Regions from separate parts of the Homo sapiens genome. Here region 2 is linked to region 1. Evidence: read pairs that join two places in POLR2A ChIA-PET (ENCODE). Cell type or tissue: B cell. All regions are shown on one strand. Each heading gives the region's core, and the rest is flanking DNA. Links, peaks and the distances in the headings are about the cores only.

The links. Peaks named below come from ENCODE experiments on the same cell type or tissue, not always from the same donor. Only the 100,000 strongest peaks of a DNase experiment are listed, where the experiment ranks them.
Region 2: POLR2A ChIA-PET joins it to region 1 with 5 read pairs; 1 of 35 experiments calls an interaction of 5 or more read pairs at or near these places.

Annotation. Positions count from the first base shown.
Region 1 is chr1:221,045,489-221,048,402 of GRCh38, forward strand. It overlaps LOC101929750 (a long non-coding RNA gene), which reads left to right and starts at 1,626. Exons shown (of 7, transcript XR_001738479.2): 1 at 1,626-1,712. RefSeq lists an enhancer at 1,909-1,978. In B cell, for the core only: no CTCF peak of the experiment used is centred there; DNase peaks (open chromatin) are centred at 963, 1,213, 1,563 and 1,893; H3K4me3 peaks cover 2,283 bases; H3K27ac peaks cover 2,251 bases.
Region 2 is chr1:220,251,680-220,254,593 of GRCh38, forward strand. The region is part of intron 1 of RAB3GAP2 (RAB3 GTPase activating non-catalytic protein subunit 2); the gene reads right to left. It also overlaps the pseudogene MORF4L1P1. Among named protein-coding and RNA genes, the nearest start is that of RAB3GAP2, 19 kb to the right of the region's middle. In B cell, for the core only: no CTCF peak of the experiment used is centred there; no DNase peak of the experiment used is centred there.

The sequences.
Region 1 (2,914 bases), core at 136-2,635:
TCACTTTTAGAAGCCTTGATTGCACCTAATTCCAAATCTGTTGTTAAGCTTTGGGTATTCAGTTAGACATTAGGGATTTTAAACTTTAGAAATTTAAACTTTAGGAATTTTGATCTTTCAGAATTTCAACATTCAGTTATGGCATTCAGGATTGTGTCTTTGAGGATTACGGTCAGCACCACAATTATTAGAGATCTGATATATGTGAATACTGCACAATGCTTTTTAAAAAATTGCTGTTTATCATTTTCACTTAATAATAAAATAGAATGTGTTTACTGATCAGTGCATGTACATTCACTTGTATGAAAAACTTTTGCTTTGCTAACATAAAATGATTAACCCCAATTTCGTGTAGACAGACAATGTGAATGCATGTCTATCTTCCTGTCTGTCTCTTGAAATCACAAACATATAAAGTCCATTCACTTGATCAATCAGAGGGGGGTAATACACATTATCTATTCTCTTCATTGACCAAATAGGAAGTGGTGAGGTTGTCTGGATAAGGGGCCTTACCAAGGAAGGACGGAAGTGGATCTCCTGTAAGTCACGTTAGTCATGGGGGCACATGTTGAAGGTACTGGCTAATGTGCGGTTGGGGCTGCTATGGTGATTCTTCCAGATTATTTCTAGCTCTTATAAACATGTGGATCTAACAGGTAATATATTCAGGCTGAAAACAAGCAGTCTAAAATGTCCTCTTTTCCCTCAGGTGTGGTATAGTATAGCTATTTTGAAAATATCATTTTGAAAATACAGAAACTCCTGTGGTGATAAAGGGGGTCAGTTTGCTAAAGGGGCATCTCTTTGTTGTGGCTTAAGAGATCTGAGCCTAGTTTCTGGGAAACTGGGCAATGTGGAAGTGAAAGAGATTCTGTGCCCAACATGCTTAGCCACTGCTGAGCTGTCAAACATAAACAAAGCACATTGCCTATTTAAAAGAGAAAGGAGAAGTCTGAGACAGAAGTCAGTTGGGCAGTTATCTGTGGATTCCTGTTGTTGCTTCTCTCCTCATCCACGCTTTAGTGGGTTGTTGAGAGCTAGTTTGCTGGCACAAACAAACAAACAAAAACAAATGATTTATGGAAACTACTGAGTCATGCCTTGTCCCATAGCTGCCTTTCTCCTGCTCTGGGAAGGCTCAGTTACACAGCAAATTTCTGAAGGGAGAAGTAGCCATGCTGTGGAATGTGTTATTATAAGAAAACTTTGCTGCTGCTCTGGTGAACCCAGTGATGCTTGAGTAGCCAAGGTTCTCATGTACTTTCTTACTTACTGTACTGAGGTAAGCAAAGTGACAGATCGTTTAGGGCTCTTGGAGAAATGCTTTGCAAACCTACAAAATGACTTTTTGTTTTATTTCATTTTGTTTTTTGAGACAGAGTCTTGCTCTGTTGCCCAGGCTGGAGTGCAGTGGTATGGTCTTGGCTCACTGCAGCCTCTGCCTCCCAGGTTCAAGTGATTCTCCTGCCTCAGCCCCCAGCTAGTTGGGATTACAGGCACATGCCACCACACCTGACTAATTTTTGTATTTTTAGTAAAGACGGGGTTTCACCATGTTGGTCAGGCTGGTCTCAAACTCATGATCTCAGTTGATCCGCCCACCTCGGCCTCCCACATTCAGACTGTACAAAATCCTGAGGTGAATGGCAAGATGGCTGAATAAGAACAGCTCCAGTCTGCAGCTCCCAGTGAGATCAATGCAGAAGGTGAGTGATTTCTGCATTTCCAACTGAGGTACCCAGCTCATCTCACTGGGACTGGTTAGACAGTGGGTGTAGCCCATGGAGGGTGAACAGAAGTAGGGTGGGGTGTCACCTCACCTAGGAAGCACAAGGGATTGGGAAACTCCCTCCCCTAGCCATGGGAGGCCATGAGGGACTGTGCCATGAGGTACTGTGCATTCCGGCCCAGATACTATGCTTTTCCCATGGTCTTCATGACCCACAGACCAGGAGATTCTCTTGGGTGCCTACAGCACCAGGGCCCTGGGTTTCAAGCACAAAAACTGGGCGGCTGTTTGGGCAGACACTGAGGTAGCTGCAGGAGTTTTTTTTCATGCCCTACTGGTGCCTGGAACGCCAGCAAGACAGAACCATTCACTCCCCTGAAAAGGGGGCTGAAGCCAGGGAGCCAAGTGGACTTGCTCAGCAGATCCCACCCCCATGGAGCCCAACAGGCTAAGATCCACTGGCTTGAAATTCTTGCTGCCAGCACAGCAGTCTGAAGTCGACCTGGGATGCTCGAGCCTGGTGGGGAGCGGGGTGTCTGCCATTACTGCAGCTTGAGTAGGCAGTTTTCCCCTCACAGTGTAAACAAAACTGTCAGGAAGTTTGAACTGGGTGGAGCCCACTTCAGCTCAGCAAAGCTGCTGTAGCCAGACTGCCTCTCTAGATTCCTCCTCTCTGGGCAGGGCATCTCTGAAAGAAAGGCAGCAGCCCCATTCAGGTGCTTATAGATAAAACTCCCATCTCCCTGGGACAGAGCATGTCGGAGAAGGGGTGGCTGTGGGCACAGCTTCAGCAGACTTAAACATTCCTGCTGGCTGGCTCTGAAGAGAGCAGCCGATCTCCCAGCACAGCGCTCGAGCTCTGCTAAGGGACAGACTGCCTCCTCAAGTAGGTCCCTGCACCCCATGCCTCCTGACTGGGAGACACCTCCCAGCAGGATCGACAGACACCTCATACAGGAGAGCTCCAGCTGGAATCTAGCGAGTGCCCCTCTGGGACGAAGCTTCCAGAGGAAGGAACGGGCAGCAATCTTTGCTGTTCTACAGCCTCTGCTGCTGATACACATGCAAACAGGGTCTGGAGTGGACCTCCAGCAAACTCCAGCAGGCTTGCAGCAGAGGGGTCTGACTTTAGAAGGAAAACTAACAAACAGAAAGGAAGAGCATCAACATCAACAAAAA
Region 2 (2,914 bases), core at 309-2,808, 790 kb before region 1:
AACCTGAAAACCAATTTTTAGAGTAATTTGGCAATTGTGACCCACATGTATAAGGATGCTTAGTGGAGCACTGTTCTTACAGCAAAAATATCAGAAATAACCTTAAAAATGTTCACTGATCAGGCAATTATTAAATAGAGCCTAGTGGAGTCTTCAGTGTAATATTATGTAACCATTAAGAACATGCTATAGACTGGGTGCGGTGGCTCATGCCTGTAATCCCAGCACGGAAAGCCGAGGTGGTGGGATTGCTTGAGCCCACAAATTCGAGACCAGCCTAGGCAACATAGTGAGATCCCCATCTCTACAAAGAAATAGAAAAAGTAGCTGGACATGGTGGCACATGTCTGTAGTCCCAGTTATTTGGGGAGGCTAAGGCAGCAGCAGGATCAATTGAGCCCAGATGGTGGAGGCAGCAGTGAGCCATGATGGCACAGCCTAGGTGATAGGCTGAGACCCTCTCTCAAAAAAAGAAAAAAAAAAAAAAAAAAGAGAAAATGAAGAAAAAAAACAAGCTAGAGCTATATATACCTGAAAACTATAAATGACTTGGAAAGATATAGATATTATATAATATATAATTAAACTACAAAGGTTGCAGATATGCATTTTATAAAAATGAGATCACAATATAAAATTACAAATAAATAAAATTCCCAATTAGCTTGTGTGTATGTGTGTGTTGACTGAGCACAGAAAGTCTGAAAGAAGTCTCAGACCTGAAATGGACGATTAGAAGCAGCTGTGGTCTGTGGAGCTTATGGAGAGAAATGAAAAGGGGCAAGTGAATTCAGAACCTTCAACTGAGATACCCAGGTTCTTGCACTGGGACTGACTGGACAAACAGCTTGACCCAAAGAGAACGAAGAAAAGTACGAGGGAGTGGAGGGGGCGACGGCCCACCTGGAAGGGGCACGGAGCCAAAGAAACCGTCACCTCCCGCCAAGAGAAGCAGTGAGTAATTGTGCTACCCTACCTGGGAAACCACACTTCTCCCATGGATCTTTGCATAGATCTTTCCATGGATCAGGAGATCTCCTCATGAGCCCACACCACCAGGGCCTTGGGTCTGATACACAGAGCTGTGTAGAGTCTCGGCAGAGCAGCCACTCAGGCACACACAGAGAACCATGAGTTTTACATACTACAGCTGGGATCGCTGGCAAGGCAGGAAATCTGTCTGTATATATCCCTAAGAAGGGGGCTGATTCCAGGGAGCCAAGCAGCATTGTTTTGTGGGCCCCACTTCCACGGCACCTCACAAGTTAAGACCCACTGGCTTGGAATCCCAGCCAGCCAATGGTGGCAGATTGGAATCTCCCTGAGATGGGTCCAAGTTCCCAGGGGCGGAGGGGTGGCTACCATCTTTGTGGTTCGGTAGACTCAGGCACTCCAGCCTGCTGGCTGTGGAGAATAGACAGTTTACGAGGAAGGTTCCCCAACAATGAAGAACAGCTGCCTTGTCAGATTGTGACCAGACTGCTTCTTGGGGTGGGACCCTGATACCATTCCTCCTCACTGGGTGGGACCTCCCAACAGGGGTCTCCAGCCACCTCCTACAGGTACATGTGGGCCAGCAACAGGTCAGTACTCCACCAGAATGCAGCTTCCAGAGGAAGGGGCTGGCTGCCATCTTTGCTGTTTTGTGGCCTTCACTGGTGATACCTCCAGGTACAGGAGAAACTGAGGCAACTGGGGTCTGGAGCAGATCCCCAGTAAACTGCAGCAACCCTATGGTAGAGTGGCCAGACTGTTAAAAGAAAACCAGAACCCAGGATGTAGAGCTGGCAGTGCCTGACGGCGCGTCTGACGCGGAGTTGGGTGGGGTAGAGAGTAGGGGGCGGTAGTCGGGGGTGGTGGGAGAAGGAGGAGGCGGCAAATCACTTATAAATGGCGCGGAAGCAGGACCCGAAGCCTAAATTCCAGGAGGGTGAGCGAGTGCTGTGCTTTCATGGGCCTCTTCTTTATGAAGCAAAGTGTGTAAAGGTTGCCATAAAGGACAAACAAGTGAAATACTTCATACATTACAGTGGTTGGAATAAAAATTGGGATGAGTGGGTTCCGGAGAGCAGAGTACTCAAATACGTGGACACCAATTTGCAGAAACAGCGAGAACTTCAAAAAGCCAATCAGGAGCAGTATGCAGAGGGGAAGATGAGAGGGGCTGCCCCAGGAAAGAAGACATCTGGTCTGCAACAGAAAAATGTTGAAGTGAAAACGAAAAAGAACAAACAGAAAACACCTGGAAATGGAGATGGTGGCAGTACCAGTGAGACCCCTCAGCCTCCTTGGAAGAAAAGGGCCCGGGTAGATCCTACTGTTGAAAATGAGGAAACATTCATGAACAGAGTTGAAGTTAAAGTAAAGATTCCTGAATAGCTAAAACCGTGGCTTGTTGATGACTGGGACTTAATTACCAGGCAAAAACAGCTCTTTTATCTTCCTGCCAAGAAGAATGTGGATTCCATTCTTGAGGATTATGCAAATTACAAGAAATCTCGTGGAAACACAGATAATAAGGAGTATGCGGTTAATGAAGTTGTGGCAGGGATAAAAGAATACTTCAACGTAATGTTGGGTACCCAGCTACTCTATAAATTTGAGAGACCACAGTATGCCGAAATTCTTGCAGATCATCCCGATGCACCCATGTCCCAGGTGTATGGAGCGCCACATCTCCTGAGATTATTTGTACGAATTGGAGCAATGTTGGCCTATACACCTCTGGATGAGAAGAGCCTTGCTTTATTACTCAATTATCTTCACGATTTCCTAAAGTACCTGGCAAAGAATTCTGCAACTTTGTTTAGTGCCAGCGATTATGAAGTGGCTCCTCCTGAGTACCATCGGAAAGCTGTGTGAGAGGCACTCTCACTCACTTATGTTTGGATCTCCGTAAACACATTTTTGTTCT